Regions from separate parts of the Mus musculus genome. Here regions 1 and 3 are each linked to region 2. Evidence: chromatin loops called from intact Hi-C (ENCODE). Cell type or tissue: heart. All regions are shown on one strand.

What was found. A loop is a pair of places that touch in the nucleus more often than their neighbours do. Peaks named below come from ENCODE experiments on the same cell type or tissue, not always from the same donor. Only the 100,000 strongest peaks of a DNase experiment are listed, where the experiment ranks them.
Region 1: a loop joins it to region 2, with 1.9 times the contacts of the local background. A loop is called at or near these places in 10 of 42 quality-filtered maps.
Region 3: a loop joins it to region 2, with 6 times the contacts of the local background. A loop is called at or near these places in 15 of 42 quality-filtered maps.

What each region holds. Positions count from the first base shown.
Region 1 is chr12:85,214,714-85,222,713 of GRCm38, forward strand. It overlaps Eif2b2 (eukaryotic translation initiation factor 2B, subunit 2 beta), which reads left to right and starts at 4,768. Exons shown (of 8, transcript NM_145445.4): 1 at 4,768-5,011; 2 at 5,109-5,229; 3 at 5,384-5,532; 4 at 6,764-6,927. The coding sequence starts at 4,849. In heart, no CTCF peak of the experiment used is centred here; DNase peaks (open chromatin) are centred at 3,143, 4,668 and 5,348; H3K4me3 peaks cover 2,306 bases; H3K27ac peaks cover 2,054 bases.
Region 2 is chr12:85,282,173-85,290,172 of GRCm38, forward strand. It overlaps Zc2hc1c (zinc finger, C2HC-type containing 1C), which reads left to right and starts at 6,419. Exons shown (of 3, transcript NM_172414.4): 1 at 6,419-6,613; 2 at 7,380-8,000. The coding sequence starts at 7,399. It also overlaps a transcript of Acyp1 not described here. In heart, a CTCF peak has its summit at 4,966 (motif pointing left); DNase peaks (open chromatin) are centred at 6,109, 6,459 and 7,599; H3K4me3 peaks cover 2,076 bases; H3K27ac peaks cover 1,152 bases; H3K27me3 peaks cover 378 bases.
Region 3 is chr12:85,140,761-85,148,760 of GRCm38, forward strand. Rps6kl1 (ribosomal protein S6 kinase-like 1) reads right to left here. Exons shown (of 11, transcript NM_146244.4): 3 at 6,986-7,110; 4 at 6,103-6,195; 5 at 69-116. Among named protein-coding and RNA genes, the nearest start is that of Rps6kl1, 6.5 kb to the right of the region's middle. In heart, CTCF peaks have their summits at 2,211 (motif pointing right) and 3,720 (motif pointing right); DNase peaks (open chromatin) are centred at 2,231, 5,111, 5,751, 6,321 and 1 weaker place; H3K27ac peaks cover 683 bases; H3K27me3 peaks cover 1,731 bases.

The DNA.
Region 1 (8,000 bases), 67 kb before region 2:
CCCAGCACCCAGGAGGCAGTGAGAGGTGGGTCTCTGTGAGTTCGAGGCCAGCCTGGAACACATCGTGAGTTCCATGCCAGTCAGGGCTCCACAGTGTCAAAACCCAAACCAAACTAAACCAAAGACATACAGCAAGCTATGAAGCAGAAGCTGAGGCAGGCACCATGGAGGACTGCTGCTCATTGGATGGCTTCCTCTGGGTTGTTCAGCTCCTTTCTTATACCATATGTCTACTTGCTCATGGATGGCACTGCCCTGAGTGGGCTGGGCTCTCTTACATCAGATTAATCAAGAATTGAATCTAGGTGGGCTCAAGCACGCCTTTAGTCCTGGGACTCGGGAGGCAGAGACAGGTGGATCTCTGTGAGTCCAAGGCCAATGTCCTCTACAGAGCCAGTTCCAGGAAAATGTGGCCACAGGCCGATCTAATAATCTAAGCAATTTCGTAGCTGAGGTTTCTTCTTCCCGGGAGACTCCAGGTTGTGTCACACTGACAGCTGGAGTTAATTATGATGTATAACACTGACCAAGTTACTAACCCCATGTAGGCCTCAGCTTCCTCTATGACTTAAGAAAGCCTTCCCTAATCCAAAATTGAAAACACAGTCTCCTGTATTTTCCTCTGAATATTTTATTTCTGTTTATAGTTTATGATGTGAGGGGTCACACTGGGGTTTTGTGTACATTTCTCCACTGAGCTAGGCCCCTAGCATCTTCTAAACATTTAAGGAAATTGTCTGGATAGATAAATTGGAATTATTTCTTGTAGGGGATGAAAGATGTTCATGAAAAGCAACTCCCTTTTCATTGGCCATTCTTTTCCGCGGTGATTTCTAAGATGCTACTGTTGGCTGCAAGTCTTTAGAACATGTGTATCGGTTTGGAGACCTGTTCTGTCTCAGTACCACATCCATCCTAAACTAAAAGGCCATTTTCCTAAACATTGCCTTACATTGTTCTAAAAGTCTTGTTCTCTAGTAGGGAAGAACTTCTTGCCTACATCTAGTCTCTTAGAGTATCATGACTAGTTTTGGCCCCTTTCTCTCCCCTGTATTTCTTAGAAACAACTTCTGATTTATTTTTATTTTATTTTATTTTTTGCCTCCATTGGAGTTTTGACGAGACTACACATGGGAAACTAGATATATTTAAAGTACTAAAGTTTCCTATCCATGATCATGGTATATGTCTCCGTTTATCTAGGGCTTCAGGTAGCTGTGTGCCACAGTGTGGGTTCTGAGAATTGAACCTGGGGTCTGCAAAACAGCAACGTGTGCTTTAACCCACCGAGCTCTCTCTCCAGTCCACAACACTTCTTTTTAAATTTATTTATTATATGTAAGTACACTGTAGCTGTCTTCAGACTCCAGAAGAGGGCGTCAGATCTCATTACAGATGGTTGTGAGCCACCATGTGGTTGCTGAGAATTGAACTCAGGACCTTTGCAAGAGCAGTCAGTGCTCTTAACCACTGAGCCATCTCTCCAGCCCCACAACACTTAAATCTACTTGTATGCAGGTCCCGGCACTTGGGTTTCCTCCAGGCTCAAGGGAAGGCTTTCGCTCTGACACCAGTTTTTAAGTTCTCTTATAAGGAAGATAGAGTAAACATTTTTAAAGTTACAAAATATATTTTTTAAAAGGTACAGATAGCATGATGAGTCACTGGGACAGATGTGTAGCTGTGTCTCCAATAAAGAACATGGCAGCTCTTTCAGAGCATTGGGTTTGACTCCCAGCACCCACCTGTCGAGGGCATCGGGCTCCAACATTCCCTTTCTTAAACTAGAAGTGCTACACATGTGTCACAGGGACTCAGCCTGCTCTACAGACACAGACAAAACACCCATACACAGGATTTTAAAAATAAATTTAAAAAGGCAATGCAGTCAACATTCCTCCCCAGTCAGTGCTTTCTCTGAGTGGATGGATGTGGGTGTGCTCATGTGCACGGGGAAGCCGATGTGCTCATGTGCACGTGGGAGCCGATGTGCTCATGTGCACGTGGGAGCCGATGTGCTCATGTGCACGTGGGAGCCGATGTGCTCATGTGCACGTGGGAGCCGATGTGCTCATGTGCACGTGGGAGCCGATGTGCTCATGTGCACGTGGGAGCCGATGTGCTCATGGGCACGGGGAAGCCGATATGCTCATGGGCACAGGGAAGCCGATGTGTTCATGGGCACGGGAAAGCTGATGTGTTCATGTGCACGTGGAAGCCGATGTGCTCATGGGCACGGGGAAGCCGATGTGTTCATGGGCACGGGAAAGCTGATGTGTTCAAGGGCACGGGGAAGCCGATGTGCTCATGGGCACGGGGAAGCCGATGTGTTCATGGGCACGGGAAAGCTGATGTGTTCAAGGGCACATGGAAGCCGATGTGCTCATGTGCACGGGAAAGCTGATGTGTTCAAGGGCACAGGGAAGGCGATGTGCTCATGGGCACGGGGAAGCCGATGTGTTCATGGGCACGGGAAAGCTGATGTGTTCACTTGCAAGTGGTAGCACGTGGAAGCCTCTGGGTGTCATCCTCCAGACGCTACACTCCTCCCAGGGCTCACCACTTCCCAATATTATCACACTAAAAGACCAAACCCTTAGCATTTGAACTTTTGAGGAACACACTTCAACCATATGCAAGCTATAATCATGAGTAAAATGAAGGTCGATAAATGTGGGAAAACACAAGCATCACTGGCAAGCAGGAAAATGCAAATTAAAACAATCCTGAAGGATCTTTTTATGCCTACTTTCTATAAAGATGTTTGGTGATACCATGTGTTGGTAAGCATGTACAACATTGATAGATGGCCCCACCACTCCTCTGCTGTGAGGTGATCTGGGCAGGGGGTAGATGGCCTTGCCCACTCACCCCTAGCCACCTGAGGCAGTCAGGAAAGCTGACCCTAGGGTCATCAGAGTGAGGGGAACTGGGTCTGCACCTCACCTGAACATTACAGTAGGGTTGGCCCTGGTTGAGGGGTTTTTGGGTCAGCCAGTCCCTAGGGTGAGAGCAAGAGAGAGCTGGCCCCTGCCAACCTCTGCCAGAGGTGGTGTGAGTGCCTGGGTGATGCCCCCCCCCCCAGGAAGTCTGGAGAACTGGCCTTGAGGTCATGAGAGTGGGTGAGCTAGCCCTGTCCCTTGTCCACTAGAGCACCTGGGCAGGTGGGCACTGTACTTCATCTGGGCAGCACAGCCCTGGTGGAGGGGACCCAGGTGAGCTGTCTTGAGAGGACAGAGTGTGGGAGAGCTGGCCTCTTTGACCTTTCTGGGGTGAGATGGTACAGGTACTGGTGTGATGCCCTCTCCCTTCTGCCTTGCCACCTGCAGTAGTCAGGAGAGCTGATCCTAGAGTCATGAGTTGGGGAGAGCTAGCCCTGCCCCACTGGCTGTAGCACTTGGGAGAGCTGGCCCTGCACGTTGCCTGGGCAACACAGTAGAGTCGGCCCTGAAAGCAAAGATACAGGTGAGCCAGACCCCAGCAAATTAAACAATATGCTATTTAGAGATTGCAAATATTTACTTTTTAATGTACTGCTGCATTCTATTTTTCTAGTAATTTATTAGGTTTTTCTTTTTGTTTTGCTAATGACAGGTACAGTTTTCCTGTACTATCTTTATATGATTTTGATACCGATCTAATCCCTCTGAAGACAATTTATCAGCTGTAAGGAAAGTCTTAAAAGTCTGGAAGATTCACTTTTGAGACATTTATCTTATATTTTTGGTTGTGAGCCTAGCCTTTAATGGCTGAGCCATCTCGCCAGCCCAAGACGTTTATCTTAAATAAATAAGAGATTCTAATTCCGTTTGGGTTCAGGGGACCCAGGATAAGCACAGCCTTTTTACCTCCCTAACTGCTTCAATACCGTGAATCTCTTTCTCAGTTTGTAAAGCCGGGGGAGGAGAACCTACCTCATGTAGCTGTATGACAGTAAGAACTTACAGCACTCAATACCTAGTAAGTGTCGGGTCAATGGAAGGACTTATTACATTGCATGTACTCGCCGGCCTCCAAATTGCAGGACAGCATTCTTGGTGTCCTATTAGCTTCTACTTTGTTTGTTTGTTATTTCGAGACAGGGTTTCTCTGAATAGCCCTGGCTGTCCTGGAACTAACTTCGTAGACCAGTCTGGCCTCAAACTTAGAAATCCACCTGCCTCTGCCTCCCAAGTGCTGGGATCAAAGGCGTGCGCCACCACAGCCCGGCTAGCTTCTACTTTGAATCTCTTTCATTAGTGACATTCCTTAGGGCTTTCGAGGCCGAGGATATAAAAAAGCAAACAACAACGTAAGAGCTAGGAATAGGAATGGTGGTACCACTTGCCTAGCACCTGTGAGATCCTACGTTCAATTCCTTGCACCGAGCGGGGAAAAGAAAGATAAAGTCGGTGGGGAATGGAACCCATTGGAAAAGGTGAACATGTTCAACCCGCGTTGCAGCAGCACTTTTCTGGGCGTCTCGAGCCCTGGACTCGCACTCATGGAGGCGTCTGCCAAGCATCAGGCAGCGATGGAGCCAGGAAGGAGGAAAGCCACTTCTGCTGGTCGCAGGGCGGGAGAGCCGCTCGCTGTTCCCATAGCAACCAGACTGGCCAGCGTCCTCCGGGCCTCCCGGCTCGGCGCGCAGACTCCCAAGGGGACCCTTCCAGCCGTCACTTCCCGGCGGTGCGCCCAGCTCCGCCCTAACACGTTTCTGATTGGCCTCAGCAGAGGGAGGGGCGGGCTTACAACTCCACGAACTCAATTATGTTTCACCGAGCGGAAGTTGACCTCTCTCGGCCCGGAAGTGAAACAGTGCTTTGGCAATTGAGGCTTCTGTAAGTGAGTCCCGGGACGGTGTTGGAAATGCCGGGTGCCGCGGCGAAGGGCTCGGAGTTGTCCGAGAGGATCGAAGGCTTCGTGGAGACTCTGAAGCGAGGTGGCGGGCAGCGCAGCTCGGAGGACATGGCTCGGGAGACCCTGGGGCTGCTGCGCCGGCTTATCACGGACCACCACTGGAACAACGCGGGTGCGGCAACTCATCCTCGTTCTTGTTCTATTCCTGAAGCTGATATTCACTTTCACCGCGCGCCTGCCCCGTTCACTCGGTCTCTCTTGGGTTTCAGGGGACCTTATGGATTTGATCCGCAGAGAGGGCAGGAGGATGACGGCTGCGCAGCCCTCCGAGACCACCGTGGGAAATATGGTGCGGAGAGTCCTCAAGATCATCCGGGAGGAGTATGGCAGGTCAAACTCACAGCTTGGGTGGGCTCCTGGTGGGACCAAGGGGTGCTGGCTTTTGGTTGTTAAACCGTGCCACCTATCAGCTTGAAGCCTCTGTTGTGGCTGAGCTGCTCCCGTTGCCCCAGTGATCACTCTTTGGGTCTTGTTGCCTCCATAGACTGCACGGGCGCAGTGACGAGAGCGATCAGCAGGAGTCCCTGCACAAACTCTTGACATCCGGAGGCCTGAGCGAGGATTTCAGCTTCCATTTTGCCCCACTTAAGGCCAACATCATTGAGGCGATTAATGAGCTGCTGGTGGAACTGGGTAAGAGATCTGATCACTAAGTGGACAAGTTAGGTCGCAGGCAAGTGAAACAGTCCCCTAGAAATTGTGCATTGACAGGGATAGGCGAGATCACCAGTCTTCTGGTTTGAACACCCATTTGGTAGGAGTGGATGGAAAACACCAAGCTTATAGTAACTGCATCTTTCAAGACAGACCTGCTCTTTAACAGTATATTAAGCGAGAGATTTCTTTTAGGGGAAGTTATTTTATTTTATTTTATTTTATAGCAAATGAACTTGCTGGGGATGTAGCTCAGTGGAAGAGTGCCTTACTTGAGGCTCTGGGTTTCATTCCCAGTGCTGCAAAAAACAGAAAACGAGTTCCCCAAAGCCGCATTTGGAAGTTTCTTTTTCACTAAACTTCATCTTGACTTCAAAAAATGTTTACTATTAGTGGTGTGTGTATGTGTGTGTGTGTGTGTGGGTCACAGGGCAACTTTGTAGAATTTGCGCATCCCCCTTTATGTGGGTTCCAGGGATGGAGGGCAGGTTTCCAGGTTTGCCCATCAAGCACATTTACCCACTAAGCCATCATGCCCACCCCTTTGAGGTATTTATATACATACCGCCTCCATCCTCACTTGCAGATTTTTGTTACAGTCTGTTCTTCAGAGATTTAACACTGGGTACTGGGGATGGAGAGATGGACGGCTCAGCGATTAAGCTGCTCTTGTAAAGTCCCCAGGTTTAGTTCCCAGCATCTACACTGTGGCTCATAGCCACCTGTAAGTCCTGTTCCAGAGGACCCGATGTCCTCCTCTTACCTCCACAGGGACCAGGCACACATGAGGCAAACAGATATACATGCAGGCAAGACATTCATGCACTGAAAATAAGTTAGACAATTTACAAACAAACTAGGTGCCACCTGTACTCCAGACAGCCACTCTCAAGCTGCTGTGGGGTTTCTGTATTTCTTTGGTATGCCCACTGCCCATGGAGGTGTTGTGGCCACCTTTTGGATGAATAGTTCTATCAGGGGAAGATCTGTTTTTGGTTAGCACTTCAGGATTTCCCAGATTGGCTGAGGAGTGCAGGCCCAGGACCCCAGAGTGATGCTTTTAAGAGCTTGGACTGTTGCACTCTGAGCCTGCTAAGCCTGTGATGCCAGGCTGGCAGTGTCTAAGGGCAGCTTCCCCTGTGAGCCTTTGCCCTGCCTGTCTGGGGTTAGCATGCCATTTTCACGTCCCCTTGCAAACCTGTTCTTGCAGAAGGCACAATGGAGAACATTGCCGCCCAGGCTCTGGAGCACATCCACTCCAACGAGGTGATCATGACCATTGGCTACTCTAGGACAGTTGAGGCCTTCCTTAAAGAGGCGGCCCGGAAGAGGAAGTTCCACGTTATTGTTGCAGAGTGCGCTCCTTTCTGCCAGGTAAGAGGGGCGCTTGGAGTTGCTGAGAAGGGGTGAAGGGGGAATAAAGGAGGGATGAGCCTGAGCCGACTGTGAATCAATTAGCTCAGCCTGGAGTCATTAAGAAAGTAAGTCCTACCGGATGTGGCAGCCCACACTTCTAATCACAGCCCTGGGGAGGCAGAGGCAGAGGCAGAGGCAGAGGCAGAGGCAGAGGCAGAGGCAGATGGGTCTCTGTGAGTTCTAAGCCAGCCTGGTCTACATAATGAGTTCTAGGAACAGCCAGGGCTATAGAAAGACCCTGTATCAAGAAAGAGAGAGAGAGAGAGAGGGAGAGGGAGGGAGAGGGAGAGAGAGAAAAAGAAGGAAGGAAGGAGAGAGGGAAGGAAGGAAGGAAAGAAAGAAAGAAAGAAAGAAAGAAAGAAAGAAAGAAAGAAAGAGAGAAAGAGAAAGAAAGAAAGAAAAGAGGAGGAAAGCAAGAAAGGAAGAAGTCAGGCCCGCGGTCAGCACAGGCCTTTAGTCTCGCACTGGGGAGGCAGAGGCAGGTAGATCTCTGTGAGTGTGACAACTTGGTTTGGTCTACATAATGAATTCTAGGCAAGCAAGGGCTCAGTTGTGAGAACCTGCCTCTAAACAAACAGAAGACACACACACAAACCAAAACACCCCCAAACAGAATATTGGTAAGGATTTTCAAGTTGCTGTAGATACATTTAAATAGTAGTTTAAGAAAGCTGTGTAAATTACAGGTCCTAGGAAATGAAGTCTTGGTTCTTTCCAGGGTCAGTAGGGCGTAGTATCTTGGGGATGACTGGTATTTGATTTGACCTCCCTCAGTCCTTAAGTAAATAACAGGTCTCAAGAAACATAAAGAACGTTGTAAAATGACGAGGCGGAAGCTGTCTTGCCAGCTGTGCTTGCGTTGTGTAAGCAGTTGTATTTCCAGTCTTGTAGCTTCCCTGAAGTCACATTTATTAGCATCCCTATGGCTTGCCAGACTGTGGACCACAGAGAGATGGGTTATCCTGGAAACCAGATATCAGAGTCTTAGATCCAGTCCATTTGTCAGCTCTTGTCACTGTGTAATTCTGTCC
Region 2 (8,000 bases):
ATATCATGTTAGGTGTATTCACAACCTTGTTATTGTTTCATGTGAACATGAGATGTTATTTGTGTCAAGTTGACAAGGGGTGGATTGTAGTGGCTATTCCTGGTTGTCAACTTGACAATATTTGGAATGAACTACAATCCGGAATTGGAAGGCTCACCAGTGACCCTTATCTTGAGGCTTGGAGATCCTTATCTGGATCTTGGTTTGGAGATCTTAAGCCATAGTGGCTATGGATTCCAGAAGATTGAATCTCCGAGTTTAAGGAACACACCTTTAATCTGGGCTACGCCTTTTCATCTGGGATTAAAGGTGTGGCAGAACACACCTTTAATCTGGGCTACACCTTCTGCTGGAGACAATATAATGACAGTTGATTATCGAAAATTCACTGACTCATGAGCTGTAGCCAATGGATTGGCTGGATGGTCAGGGACTTGGAAAGATCACAACTGGAAAATTGGTGAGAAAGACATCTGGGGAAGAAGTATGTGGATAGATCTCTCCAAATGGGCAAAGGATGTGAAGATATTTGTGTCCCATGTAAATGCTCACCAAAAGGTGACTTCAGCCGAGGAGGAGTTCAATAATCAAGTGGATAAGATGACCCGTTCTGTGGACAGTCAGCCTCTCTCTCCAGCCATCCCTGTCATTGCTCAATGGGCACATGAACAAAGTGGCCATGGTGGTCGAGATGGAGGTTATGCTTGGGCTCAGCAACACGGGCTTCCACTCACCAAAGCTGACCTGGCTACAGCTGCTGCTGATTGCCAGATCTGCCAACAGCAGAAACCGACACTGAGCCCCAGATATGGCACCATTCCTCGAGGTGACCAGCCAGCAACCTGGTGGCAGGTTGACTACATTGGACCACTTCCTTCATGGAAAGGACAACGTTTTGTTCTTACTGGAGTAGATACTTATTCTGGTTATGGATTTGCCTTTCCTGCACGTAATGCCTCTGCTAAAACCAACATTAACGGACTGACAGAATACCTTATCTATCGTCATGGTATTCCACACAGTATTGCTTCTGACCAAGGAACTCATTTCACAGCCAGAGAAGTACGACAGAGGGCCCACGATCATGGAATTCACTGGTCTTACCACATTCCCCATCATCCTGAAGCAGCTGGGCTGATAGAAAGATGGAATGGCCTTTTGAAGACGCAGTTACAACGCCAATTAGGTGGTAACAGCTTCGAAGGCTGGGGTAGAGTTCTTCAGAAGGCAGTATATGCTTTGGATCAGCGCTCGATATATGGTACAGTTTCACCCATAGCCAGGATTCATGGGTCCAGGAATCAAGGGGTGGAAAAGGGAATAGTTCCACTTACTATCACTCCTAGTGACCCTCTAGGAAAATTTTTGCTTCCTGTCCCCATAACTCTAGGTTCTGCTGGCTTAGAAGTTTTGGCTCCAGAGGGGGGAGTGCTCCTACCAGGAGCTACAACAAACATTCCATTGAACTGGAAGCTCAGACTTCCCCCTGGTCATTTTGGGCTTCTTATGCCCTTAAACCAACAGGCTAAAAAAGGAATAACAGTGTTAGGAGGGGTGATAGATCCAGATTACCATGGGGAAATTGGATTACCTCTTCACAATGGTGGTAAGCAAGATTATGTCTGGAGTGTAGGAGATCCCTTAGGGCGTCTCTTAGTACTACCATGTCCTGTGATTAAAGTCAATGGGAAACTACAACAGCCTAATCCAAGCAGGATGACAAAGGACACAGACCCATCAGGAATGAAGGTATGGGTCAATCCTCCAGGAAAAGAGCCAAGACCTGCTGAGGTGCTGGCTGAAGGAGAAGAAATACAGAATGGGTAGTAGAGGAAGGTAGTTATAAATACCAATTAAGGCCACGTAACCAGTTGCAGAAACGAGGATTATAAAGTAATATGAATGCCCATTGTAAATTTACAAATGCGTTTGCGATTGTACGAGGGATAGTTATATCATGTTAGGTATATTCACAACCTTGTTATTGTTTCATGTGAACATGAGATATTATTTGTGTCAAGTTGACAAGGGGTGGATTGTAGTGGCTATTCCTGGTTGTCAACTTGACTATATTTGGAATGAACTACAATCCAGATTCCCGCTCACAACTATGACTGAGACCTGCTGAGGTTGACCCCATTTATTAAGGGGTGGCAGAACTGTAGCGATATCCTCCACCTAATGTGGGAAATAGAAAATGGGGAAGTGATGAATCGCAGTTCCTCAAGAAGTCAGTAGGGAAGAGGATTTAGTAGCTAGCTGTCCAGGGTTGATCTGTTGTCATGTCTTATAATGCTTAAATAGTGGCCCCCGAGGCCTGATGGCCCCCAGGGAGGAAGAGATCCTCACGGTCGCCAAGTGATGCTGTGTAACCTCGGACTTAATTTAAAACGATTGGTTGAATACAGATGCCTTCAGCTTATAGCTGGGCAGAAGAGAGGTAGGCGGAGCTTCAGTTGCCAGGCTTGAGGTCTGAAGGAGGAGAGCAGGAGGAGGAGAAAGGTGAAGAGAGAAGAAGACACAATGGGGTGGGTGAATCTTGAGTGCATGGCCATGAGGACCGGCTAGTTGAAGTAAGAATGGCGCAGGAGGAACAGGACAAGTTATAACTCAGGGTTATTGATGGGGAAATAGACAAAATAACTTTGAGGGTTGATATCTGCCCAGCTCTAGTGTTTTTTAAGGTTAATTATAAATATAAATGTTTTGTGTCTTTTATTTGGGAATTGAATCAAAGGTGGGATAGAAACCCCAATTAATATTAACTACAACAGTTAGCTCAACTTAATCATTTGACAATGTATACTTGTATCAAAACATCACACTTCACACTGACATATATATTCACACTTCATATGATATATACATACATATGCGTATGTGATTTTGTGTATCTTCTTGTTCACGTATGTATGTGGACACACATGGAGGCCAGAGGGCAACCTGGAGTGTCATTCTCCAGGTACAACCCATTTTTTCCTTCCTACAGGCTCACTCACTGTCCTGGAACTTGCTGAGTAGGCTAGGCCGACTGCCCAGGGAACCCAGGGAGTGAGTCACCCATCCTTCACTATCAGAAGTAGGATTAGAAATCTGTAAAAATCCCACCAAACTGGGCTTTTTTTTTGATACAGGGTTTCTCTGTATAGCCCTAGCTGTCCTGGAACTCACTTTGCAGACCAGGCTGGCCTTGAACTCAGAAATCCGCCTGCCTCTACCTCCCGAGTGCTGGGATTAAAGGCATGCGCCACCACGCCCAGCTTCAAATTGGGCTTTTTAAAATGTGGATTGTGATGACTGATTCAGGTCTTCATGTTTGCACAACATGAGCTAGTTCCGCAGCCCCAATATATACAAGTTTTAAAAGACACACTTTGAAAACTTGTGTTTTATTCTTGAACAGCAGCTATGCTGATCTCAGTATCAATTCTGTTCTAGTATATGTGTTGCCAAAGTACTATCTATACTTTTTTATTTGTGATCTCTCTCTCCCTCACCTGCTCCTCTCCCCCCCCCCCACCCTGTGTGTGGTGTGTGTGTGTGTGTGTGTGTGCGTGTGTGTGTGTGTGTGTATGTAGTGTGTGTGTGTTGTTGTTACTGCTTGGTAATGGAATCTAGACCCTTGTGCATTCTAAGTATACATCTTACCACTGATTTATTTTTTATGTATTTGAATACATTGTCACTGTCTTCAGACACACCAGAAGAGGGCATGGGATCCCATTACAGATGGTTGTGAGGCACCATGTGGTTGCTGGGAATTGAACTCAGAACTCCTGGAAGAGCAGTCAGTGCTCTTAACCACTGAGCCATCTCTCTAGACCCCCACTGTCGTTCTAACACTGATTGATAAGCCTCGGTCCTGCTAATCAACGAAGCTGAGAAAGAAGGTTTAGAATCAACATCTGAACAACAGCAAGAATTAGGGAGCAGATGCTGATGGTGAGGGGGGTAAAGCCACTCCAACGATTAACACAGGCAGAACAAGAGAGGATGCCACTTATTATGAGAAAACTGGCAGATGTAGACTCAATAGCATTTGTAGGTCGTTTGGAAGAGATGGCAAAGGAAGCAGCTTTGAGGGTGAGCGGGCATGAACCAGGAAAACAGCAGACAGAGAATGGGGAGATGATCAATGTCTATCACACTGAATCTAGGGCTCCTAAGGAACTGTCATGAGGAGGTGCCAGGCGGATAGTTGGAGAGACACTATTGCTAAGCAGGGCATATTTTAGACAAGAGTGAGCCCCCAAATTTCAGATCTAATAAAAATCATAAGGAAGAGATTACTTAGAACTGCAGAACTGCATATACATCAAAAATAGGAGCACTCAGGGGAATATCTAAACTTAGAAGGCCAGTAAGGGAGTTAAGTATATTCCAATATACTTATTGCATAAATGCCAGAAGATATAAATGCCAGAAACCTTAAATAGATGGAACAGGACTGAGAAAAAGAAACCAAGAGGACACAGGAGTAGTGAGAACTGAGTCTTGAGGGAGTGGATGATCAATATTGCTGAGTGAACAGGCTCCAGAAATAGAAGCTTGCCCGAGAAGGACTCTATTAGCTGCGTAGTGAGAGAGAGAGAGAGAGAGAGAGAGAGAGAGAGAGAGCCAGACCACAGGGGCCAGAACAAAGAGGAAAGATAAGGAAAAGCTGTGTAAGTGTGTAGAGTTTGCAATCAGCTGAGGTGTGTTGGACATGCTGCACATCTCTAACTCCAGCTCTTTGAAGGCAGAGGCAAGAGAATTTCTTTGAGTTCAAGGCTAGCCTGGAGTATGTAGAGAGCTCCAGACCAACCACAAAACAAACACAAACAAAGAAGCCAACCAAAGCAAAATAAAGGAGGGGGAGGGAGAGGGGGAGGAGGGAGAGGAGACGGAGAAGGAGAGAAAGAAAAAGAACTTGAGGTGTCCTGTTAGGTAGCTCTCAATTGTCATGACTTCAGGTCTAGGGGTTCCATTGCCATCTTCTGGCCTTCCCAGGCACTGCACACACAAGGCATATATTCACATAGACCTCGGAGTTTCTCTCTTCCTCTCTCTCTCTCTCTCTCTTCCTCTCTCTTTCTTGTGTGCGTGTGCGTGGGGGCGGGGGGGGGGGGGAGGGAGGAAAGGCCTATATGCCTATACCCAGCCTGGGAGAATCTGAGACAAGAGGATTAAGTAGGCAGGAGGACTAACTAGTGCTAACCATAGACTAAATAGGGAGCCTGTCTCAAAACAAACAGCAAACAAAACAAAACAGAAGAGACTCCAGTGGGATCCTAACACAGAGAGAGACAGACCCAGGGATGGGAAGGGGAACTTTTCTTGCACAAGGAAGTTATGTATACTTGAACACTAGAGATTCAGGGGGAGAGTATGGAAACGAGTTAGAAAAGATGTATGGGAAAACCCATAGAAGCTGACTGAGGCAGGGTCCTAGTCCGTGGGAAACCTCTGCAATGTGGAGAAGGCCGAAGAGCCAACTGGGAATGAAAAGAATGACTGACAATCTGCCCTAGAGAGTCCACCAAGGAATTTTTTTTTGTAGCGCATAAAAGCTGACATCTGATCTGTTGTATTAACGAGACTGCTGTCTACTTTATTTCCCACGTGCTCGAATCTTCTGTGTAGTTACAAGAAAAACGGAGCTATCTGTTCCAAAACAGCTTATCCAAATGAACTGAAGCACGAAGAAGACAAATAAACTCTCTTCTGTTGTCAAAAAGTTACAGAGGACCATTTAATGTTGAAATCAAGTTATGTTCATTACTGTTGATCTGGTTGTTAACTTTATTATTGTTACTTTTGGCTGAGTCATTCCTGGGCCCTAAGTAGTAACGGTCACGTGAGAGTGAAACGTTATAATAGCAAAATGATTAGATTGGCCATAGAAACTACCCTGGGACTATAACACGTAGTGAAATAATAGTAAAGCTAATATAATAGCAAGCGCCAAAGCATTGCGAGGGAAGACAGCCCGGAGCATGTAGCCTGGAGCTCTTACATAGCCCTACCTGGGGCCTGAGCGCAGTAGCCGAGCGCACTCAGAAGGGTGATCAGCAGTCCCACTCCCGCTAGCTGGACAGACTCCCGAATCCTGGGGCGGGATGATTCCGCAGCCCATCTAGGGGCTCCACCCTTCTCCAGACAAGGGCACACCCTAAGGTCTGGGAGCTTCATTCTCGGAGAAATCCAAGTTCTTCTTTGATGTAGCCCCAGAAAAACCTCTCCAACCCCTCCCCAAGGGAAACGCTGATCTGAGCTGCGGAGTTGGCTGCACCTCGACAAGTGACCCGACTGCACCCGTACTCCACCTCCCTTCCCTCCTCCCCTCCCCACCTCCCTCCCCACCTCCCTCCCCACCTCCCCGCACTCCCTCCACCACCTCCCTCCGTCCCTCCAACCCAATCTGCCCCGGCGGCTTTCGGATTGCTTGTGGACTGCGCCTGCGCACATCTGGAGCTAAAAGTTCTCAACCAGAGGCGGTGCTCTGGTCTCCAGGCAACGGGATAACAGAGGTGGACAGAGAGCGCCTGCGTGGACGGCGGTTGGGTTTAGTCAGGTGTGGAAAACTAGGTCTTGGGGATTTTCCCTGAGCTGGAGCGGCCCCCGAGCGCCTCAGGTACGCCGAAAGGGGAGATACTGAGACCTCCCGAGGGGTTGGAGAGTGAGAGTTTATCCCTAGAGGCCGGGTCCCAGTAAGGACTCCCGTTTGACCCTCTGGGACAGAACATGACTCTGGAGTTCCGGATCCAAAGCGGGCTGGGGCGCTCAGGTGTCTGTCACCCCCTCTCCCAACACACTCTCTTTACAAGCCTGGTGCGGTTTGAGCCATAGAGCATCTTTGCATGAGGGCTTGACAGCCGGGCACCTGCTTCAGGCCCGGGTGGCTCGTGCTCTTTGTAGTTTGTAGCAAGGGGAAAGTCCAGGGAGTGCTTTGGGCCAGGCCCTGTCGCCAGGCCACTGTTCTCACCCCGTAAAACCGTGGGACTGGACTCAGAGCGGCCTCTGCAATTTACAAGAACCCGGGGCTGGTAAGAGCAGGTTGCCTGTTTTGTGTCACGGACGACCTTCTATCTAAAGCTTTTCCCACCCATTCCATAAATGGTGTAGAGCAGGTCATCTACAGGCCTGGAGGAAAGTCAGTGGCAGAACACCTGTGTCACGTCCATTCTTTGGTCCTCGGGGCTTAGCAATGTCTGGCCTGGCACATAACCATCACTCCCTAAATGCTTATTGAAAGAATGTCCTGGCAGAGCCAACACCACAGTCCCGAGAAACGTTTAAAGGGAATGTGGGTAGGGCAAATGGACAAACAGTTTACTCTAGCAGCCGGGAGTGAACCTCAGACAAATTCTTCACATGTATCTGCTTTAAATCTCCCCTAGGCTTCGGTCCAGGCACTGAATGGCTGGTCTCCAGTTGGCTCCACATCTGCCTGTGGGCGTTATGTTCCCACATAATAAAACAGAAGCTCCTGGACTCCACTCAGCTAAGCACGACCCTTACGAACAAAGTGACTCTTCCCAGCGGCCCTCGATGGGACATTTGAGGAATAGTTTCCAGTCGAAGCTTTGGAGCAACACAGAAATGGAGCAGGAGGACGAGGTCTCCACCCGCCCCAAAAGGAACGTCTGCACAAAAGCCCGGAGGCACTCCTGTCCCCACAGTGCAGGAATCAGGCAGCAAGGCTCAGGGAACAATGCCCAGGGCCAAGGAAAGGGTCTGTTTTACTTGTCTAGTCCGACACCCCGGTATCCCAAAGCAAATGACCAGGACTTCATTCCCTTTAGGAGGAAACGAGTGGGAGTGGATCGGGCTTACCCACTGAAACCCATGGTCCACCGGAAGTCACATAGTACAAGTGATGCGGGCGCAGACGGGGACCAGAATGGCTACCCAAGACTCCCTGACTCAAGTGAGTTTTCAGACAACAGCTTTGGTTTAAGGAGCTGGGTGAATTCATCTCTTCTTGCCTCTGTGCAGGCAGAGAAGGTCGTGGCGGAGCT
Region 3 (8,000 bases), 140 kb before region 2:
AGGGGTCTCAAGAGCTCTGAGAAAGTTCCAAAAGAAACGCTGCACGCCAGCAGCCGGGCAGCACCTGCCTTCACGATGAAGGTTCCTCCAGTTGCCGGGTCCTGAACCACCTGCACCTGCCAAAGTCCAGGAGGCACCGGTCAAGCTGTGTTAGTTCCCGGGCGTTCCATGGCCCGAGGCCCTGACTATTCCCAAACATCTAAGCCCTGGTGCCTCTTCCTCCAGCATCTGCAACTCCTACCTATGTCTCGTGCTCTCTGGGCTCCCGCTCTGTGGGTCTACCCCACAGGTCTGTGTAGTGCGAGGGAGGATGGAATGGATACTCCACCTAGGCTGGCAAGAGGTCTAAGTACCCGCTGTTGGGTTTGCCATAACTCTCATGAGAACATCTCCCCGCCCCCCAACCTGCCTACACTAGCTAGACCCTGTGTGGCCTAGAAGGACAACCAAAATCAACACTTCAACTGCAGGCTTTCGCCAGAGGTCATCATCCCAGCAGGGATTGAAGGTGGCACTGAGTCAGTCAATTCTTTTGTGCACAAATGAAGCTAGGTGTGCATGCCTTTAATCCCAGCAGTGATTGAGAGAGGCAGAGGCAGGCGGACCTTGTTGAGTTCAAGGCCAGCCAAGTGCACAGTGAGCCCTTTTCTCAAAACAGAACAAAACAAAACAAAAACCAGAAAAACAAAACCCCCAAATGCGTTAAGAGCCTGAGGCGTCTGAGAATGTGGTTCCAGATCAGGACGGCTGCCTTCAGCAGGCTCCACACACTCCAGGAATTTCTCTTCTTTGCTACACTTCTTTTGAAATAAAGTGGGTGCAGTTGTGCACACCAGTCACCTGTCCTTTGACAGTAGCCGTCTCCTTCTCGGGGTGGCTTCGGTAAGTGGGGAGCTGGGTCCACATTGCTAGACAGTGGTGAAAAACAAAGCCTAGGAATGGAGTAGGGGGAAGAGCCCTGCAGTCTTTTTTAATGGTACTGGGCCTCCTGCTCACCAGGCTAGAGCTCTGTTACTGACTTATATCCCCCCAGCTCAGGGCCCTGGTTCCCGAGCTTGGGCAAATAAGCTGACTTTTTTAACTACCAAAGAGGGATTAGAAATGTCCAGCTTTGCTATATCGCTGGTTTGTTAGGCTGTAAATAGGAGAGTCCTTAATGAAGCCATGATGATATTACATGCTTGCCAAGTCACGCACCTTCTCTGAACCTTGTGCTTGTTTCTGAGTTGTGCTTGCGTGCGTGCGTGCGTGCGTGCGTGTGTGTGTGTGTGCATGTGTGTGTGCGCGCGCATGGGTGTGCGTGCATGCGTGTGTGTGTGCGTGTGCACGCACGCATGGGTGTGCATGTGTGCGCGCGCGTGTGTGTGTGCATGTGTGTGTGCACGCGCGCATGGGTGTGCGTGCGTGCGTGTGTGTGTGTGTGCGCATGCATGGGTGTGCATGTGTGTGCGCGCGCGCGTGTGTGTGTGTGTGTGCATGTGTGTGTGCACGCGCGCATGGGTGTGCGTGCGTGCGTGCGTGCTTGCGTGCGTGTGTGTAGAGACCAGGCTTGAGGATGCTGGTGTCTTCTTCCTAAGCCACTCTCCATCTTACTTTTTGAGGCAGTCTCTCGCTGAACTTGGAACTCACCTCTCTGGCTAGGTTGGCTGGCCAACAAGCTCCTGCCTACCGCCTCAGGATTGGAGTTACAGACATGCACCCTACTATGTCTAGCTTTGTACGTAGTTGCTGGGAATCAAACTCAGGTCTTCATGTTTGCATGGGAAGTTCTTTGCCAACTGAGCCTTTTCCCTAAGCTGCCTAAAAATGGGGGTCTCAGCAGTTCGTGCTTTCTGACGTCATTGTGCTTGTTGGTAAAAGCAAAGACTCCAAGTGTCAAATCCTCCTCAGCCCTGGTAATTACCAATGTCATTGTAGCAGAAACAGACACTGCTCATTCAGTGCTAAGGGCTTCGAACGGCTCACTTCACCGTGTTCTCCTACCAGCTTTCCTGGTGAAATTGAGGTTCTGAAACGTGAAACCACTCACTTTCAAGCCTACTGCTAAAAGGCTGTAGCATCAGAATTTGAATACAGACAGTCTGACCGTAGAGAGGGGTGAAAGTGCCTGCCAGGCTGGGCCTTATTTTCTCCATAATCAGGAAAGCAAAAGCAGGGGCTAGGCTCGCCCCACCCCTCCTTCCTATACCAGGGCACCTACACCAGAGCAGCAGTATCCCTTTTGACCACAAGAGGTCGCCCTCTAATGGCTAACTCACCTAACTCAGGGTGGCCTTGGCTCCCTGACCAAACTTGTGCAATGTTTGAAGACAGAGGCAGAAAACACTGGGTTCATTTAGGAAAAGATTCCCATAAGTATTGCCCCCCAGTTAGTTCCCCACCATCCTTCCCCAAGTGGTATTCCCCGCTACCACCTCCTTGGCCAAGTCCTCTGATTTACAGTCTGAAAACTCAGTCAAGGATCGGAGCCAGAAATTAAGTAAGGACCCATGGTGTCAAAAACCTGTGTATTCAAAACATACTCTGCCCTACTTTCTTTTGGAAGGAATTAGACCAAAACATTAACAACGACTACTCTGAAGTTAGGTGGGGCAGTGAATTGATTTCTTTTCCTTTTTCCTTTTTGGTTATACACTCTCCACTCTCACAGAATACTTCCAGCAGAGCGAACATTTTCCCATTGATACAACCAAGCAGGCAAGCACACACATCCTCTCCCTCTGATAAGTGGCCCAGAGGACAGAAGAGCCAACACCTGACTCCCTGGATCTTAGTTGTTCTCTCTCTCTGATCATTGTTAAGGGGCTGGAGATGTAGGTTGCTCGGGAGAGTGCTTGCATAGCACGCATGAAACCCTGGGTTTGCTCCTCAGCATCAACTGGGAACAGTGATACGCACCTGTCACCTCAGACTCAGGGATGAAGGCAAGAAAATCAGGAGTTCAAGGTCATTCTTGGCTACGTGGCAAGTGTGAGGTCATCCTGGGTTACATGAGATGCTGTCTAAAAAGTGCGGGCAATTATGAAAACACAGCACTGCCAAGCACAGCTTTCCCTGCCTTGTGCACTGGGGAAGCCGTCGACCCCAGTGGTGGTGGAGCCCATCAACGGAGACACAGAAAACTAGGTTTTAATTAATCCACAAATGGGAGCACAGCCTTATAATTGGGAAGGTGGAAGGCAATTGTGGCCACTGTTTGTTTGTTTTTTAACATTTTATTATTTCATCAGATCCCATTACAGATGGCTATGAGCCACCACGTGGTTGCTGGGAATTGAACTCAGGACCTCTGGAAGAGCAGTCAGTGCTCTTAACCACTGAGCAATCTCTCCAGCTCTGGATTAGGCCTTTGCCTTTTTCCTTTTTTTTTTTTTTTACAATTTATCCCTAACAAACTTTCTTTTCTTTTCTTTTCTCTTCTCTTCTCTTCTCTTCTCTTCTCTTCTCTTCTCTTCTCTTCTCTTCTCTTCTTTCTCTCTCTCTCTCTCTCTCTTTCTCTCTCTCTCTCTCTTTCCAGACAGGGTTTCTCTGTGCAGCTCTGGCTGTCCTGGAACTCACTTTGTAGACCAGGCTGGCCTCGAACTCAGAAATCCACCTGCCTCTGCCTCCCAAGTGCTGGGATTAAAGGCATGTGCCACCACTGCCCGGCTCCTGGTTTCCTTTTTTAATTAATTAATTATAAGTGCATTGCCTGCATGTATGCCTGCAAGCCAGAAGAGGGCACCAGATCTCATTACAGATGGCTGTGAGCCACTATGTGGTTGCTGGGAATTGAACTCAGGACCTCTGGAAGAGTAGCCAATGCTCTTAACCTCTGAGCCATCTCTCTAGCCCCTGATTAGGCCTATTTTTAAGTAGGAAATCTAAATCCTGGGTGGAACCTCTCTTGAAGCAGGCAAGCCCCAAAACTTCAAAGATGTTTGAGTCTCTCTATTATAAGCCCTGACTGACCTAGTAGTCATTATATAGACCAGGCTGGCCTCGAACTCACAGAGATCTGCCTGCTTCTGCCTCCAGAGTGCTGGGATTAAAGGTATCTACCATACCCTGCCAGGGTCAAACAGGCTCCTAAAGGCTTAGAGGGAAAGATAGAGTTGAGCAGAGTTGGAACGGAGCGTGGGCAAGCCCAGTGCTCCAGCTGAAGTGGGCAGCTTCTCCTTGCCTCCCTAGAGTTACATGGGAATGTGAGCCCCACATCTCAAGATCTGAGTTTTGTTTTCCAGGAGAAGCTTGACATGTGGACTTTGGGGACAATCCCTGACAAAAGCCCCCAGGTGTCCTGACTGTCTGCCTGGTCCCTCACGTGCCCACTTCTCTGCTCCCTGCCACCTCCGTCCCTGCACTTCTGCAGCCCTGTGGGCCCCACAGCCAGCACCTTTCTGGGGCCCAGGATTGTCCTGAGCAAGCTCCCTTCCTGGGCCTGAGGGTGGCCACTCACAGGCACTAACACAGCTCTGCTGCCTGGATCTGTCTGGGCAGAGCTGTGGAGTGGGACTGATGGCCCTAACACCTGATTTGGGGAAATTTCTGTCCCTGGCTGGGACATAAACCTAGAGGAGGAAGCAAGACCCCAGGAGGGAACTGGGAGAATCTGAGAGAGGGTGAAAAGCAACTACCTAAACATCTTAATGCCCCCCCCCCCGCCTCCCCCACCCCATCCCCCAGTGCAGGCCTCAGGGCATGGAGGTTTCTATGCCTTGCAAATGTGCATGTCCTTGGGTTGAACAAATCAGAGAGTTTTGTCACAGATTTCCCCTTGGGGACTCCTCCTATATATGCATGTCCCCAAAAGCTCTGAGACTGTCTAAAGTTAAAGTACCAGGGGTGGAAACTTTCATTGAGTGTTTCTCCAAACGTATTTAGCTCAGAGCGCGCCTCTCTTCAAATCTGGCATCTCACTCAGAGATATGGTGTCAGTCAGTCTGTCTATGAGAGCAGCTGTGCTTGGCCACTGTGCAGTTCAGTGCGGGGTGGGGGTGGGGGGACTGTAGCAGATGGGAAGCTGGCTGGACCTTCCCTGAGCCTGGCGCCTGTTCCAGGGACCCTGGAGAAGCAGCTGGAGTGAGGCCTAGCGATGGGAACTCAGCCCTCCCTGCTCCTGTCGCTTGCACTCCGAGCCATCAACCATGCATCAAGTGTCTTAGCATGTGCCAGGCCTTTCCCAAAAACTGTTTCATTTCCTTCTCAAATCACCACTCTGGGGGGAGGAGACCAGTTCTCAGTGTCCACGGTTCACTGGCCAAACCCAGAGCATGCTTGCCCGCCTATATGGCTGAGAGGCATACACTGGTCCCTTTTTCTCCATGGGCTCCCAGACCCATTAAAATGCCCAGTGCTTCAAACTACACACTCTCGGTTTCAACCCTAGAAAGTCTGTCTCCACAGGCTGGGCATGGGGTCCCAATATCTACGACCGGATGGCTCTTAGAACTGACTAGGGAGCCCTGGGCTAGAGGCAGAGGGCAATCTAATAAAGGCTCAACTCTTATATGACCTCTTTGTGCCTCAGATTTCTCCACTTTAAGAGGGGTTGGGATGCTGTCTTCTATCTTCTTGTCTACTCTGGATCAAGGGAAAGGGAAAAGGTGCACGATGGCAGGACTACCAGAGGAGAAAGGGCGGAGCTGCCCAGGCCCTGGACGATCCACGCCATCTCAAAGAAATGCATATGTCCACGGGTCAGGCTGGAGAGAAGGACCTTTCAGTACAGGAAGTGCTCAGCTGTGTGTGTCGGGAGGGAGACTGGGGGGGGGGGGGGGCGCTGCAGCTCTGGCGGGCAGATTGAGTGGAAGGAGGAGGGTTGTGGGAAATGGGCAGAGCAGCAAGTGCTGGACGGTTCCCTGGGCTTAGCTCCTCCCACAGGCTCTGGGAGCTTTCTGTCTGAGAGGGCCGGGCCGCTGTCTGCTTCTTCTCATTCTCCTATTCCTCTGTAGAACCTGACAGGTGTATTTTGGGAGAGAAGAGGAACCACTGGACCGGGCTGCTCTCTCTTCCGATGCAGGCAGCACTATAGACGCCTTCCATTCTATCCTACCTCCCCATCCTCCGCCACCCCTAACTGTACATGTCTGCTTCCCTCCCCGCACCCCAGAGCTTGCTCACCTTCTTGATGATGCCAACGACCCTGCATCCCTTCAGCTGCTCCAGAGCAGAGCTCAGTGTGCGGATGGGCCGGAGCCTCAAGCTGCTGAAGCCCTGTGGAGGAGAGAGACAAGATGTACAGGGTTTCTGGATGTCGGGAGAGTAGTGGGGGCCACAGTGGCTAGGACTTGGGGTCCAGGCAGACCCTGCCTCACAGGGTCAGACTGAGTAAAGAAGCCCCTTGGTTCCAAGTTTGGGGGTGCACGGGTTCAAAGCACCCCGGCTGGCTTTTTGCTCAGCCCCTACCCAGCCTTATTAGGACTGCTTCTAGGGGCTTTGGAATCTCCTTCTCAAGAGTCTTGTCTGTGGGAGGCAGATGCTCTCAGGGTGTGTGGTAGGAACACGTGTGTGTGTGTGCGTGCGTGCATTCGTGGGTCTCAGCCTCAAAATGCAGACAACCTACTCTTTTGAAAGGCAAGCTACAGGACACAGTGGGCCTAGGAGGGGCGTGGCATGGAGAGTGCAGTTGGCCACTGGGTTAGGAAAGCGACAGGAGGAGCGTTAGATGCAAAAGTGTGTGTGTGTGTGTGTGTGTGTGTATACATTACAAATACCTGCGTTTTTCCCACTCAGCAGAAACAGAATCTGCGTACTCCTGTGAAAAGGACATGGAGTCACACACAAACTGGGGTGGGTGTTTAAGTCACGTATGCCAGGTTCTCTGTGAGGCCGAATGAGGCATGAGGGTGTGGGAGACAGAGGGTGGGCAACCTTGCTTCACACTCAGACTCACATCCTCTGCTGCCCACTCCTCCTTGGGGCAGGAGGGGAGTGAGGGTTGTATGGGGGAGGGGCTGTCTCTCCCCAGAGTCCTCCTTCTCTTCCTCAGGGAGGTTCTCCTCACCGTGTTGGGACTGGCTCCACTGCCCAGGGTCCGCTGCAGGTGGCAGTTGAAGATCTCCTCTGCCCTCCGTAGGTACTTGGTAATTTTCAGCTTCACAGCTTCACGCCTCTCCTTGTTGGGGTCAACTGTGGGGAACCAGGGGTCGCCATCTGTGGTCACCAGGACTGTGCTCCACCCTCTATCCTGGGCTTACTGGTGGCTGAGATGCCAACTCCGTCAACTACGTCTGCCTGTCACCACCGCCCATGGCTCCTACTTCTCAGACAGCTTTAGCTGGTTCATCCCCCCAGCTCTGTGTGTGAGATCAGGGGCTGAGATGAGAGATGCATGAGGAAACGGGGAACCACCATGGCCCTCAGCCACCTGTTCTTTACAGCGGTACCCACCACCTCACTGACTGTTCTCACATCCTGGGAAGGATCAAGGTGGAGATTTTTATGTCTCTTTCCTTCAGAAGAGGAGAGAGACGCTTCCAGAGGACAATGCTGCCTCTATCTCTGCCTCCCATTATGAAAAAGGCCTGGGTGGAGACCAGATTAGACGGAATAAGGAATGCTTTGGGCACTCCTGAAGCTCAGGCATGGCAGGGTCCCCTCTACAGTGAGTCTGGTGACTCTAGTCATCATAGCCTGCCTGCCACAGGCCCTTGAGTCTGAGAGTTAGCATGGAAATGCCTCCTTCTGCCCCATCAGCGCTTCCCTCTTGCCCACAAGCCTGGGCCTCCCTTCCTCCCTCCCTCTCTGTGGAACACTGCTAGGCCTTTACTGGACACATATATGTCAGCATTCACATCTGGATGTCCCTTGCTAGGTCCCTCTGACCCCAGTTCTCCTCTTTTCTCCCTTTGCCTGCCCCTCTTTGTTCTTCCCACCCAGGATTATAATTTCATATCCACCTGTCAGTCAGCCCCACCTCCCCCCACCCCTGGAGTGCAATTTCCAGAGGGCCACTGCACAGCCCAGCTCCGTGGCCAGGCAGGTGCAGCAGGCCAAGTATGTAAGCCACAGGAGCTGAT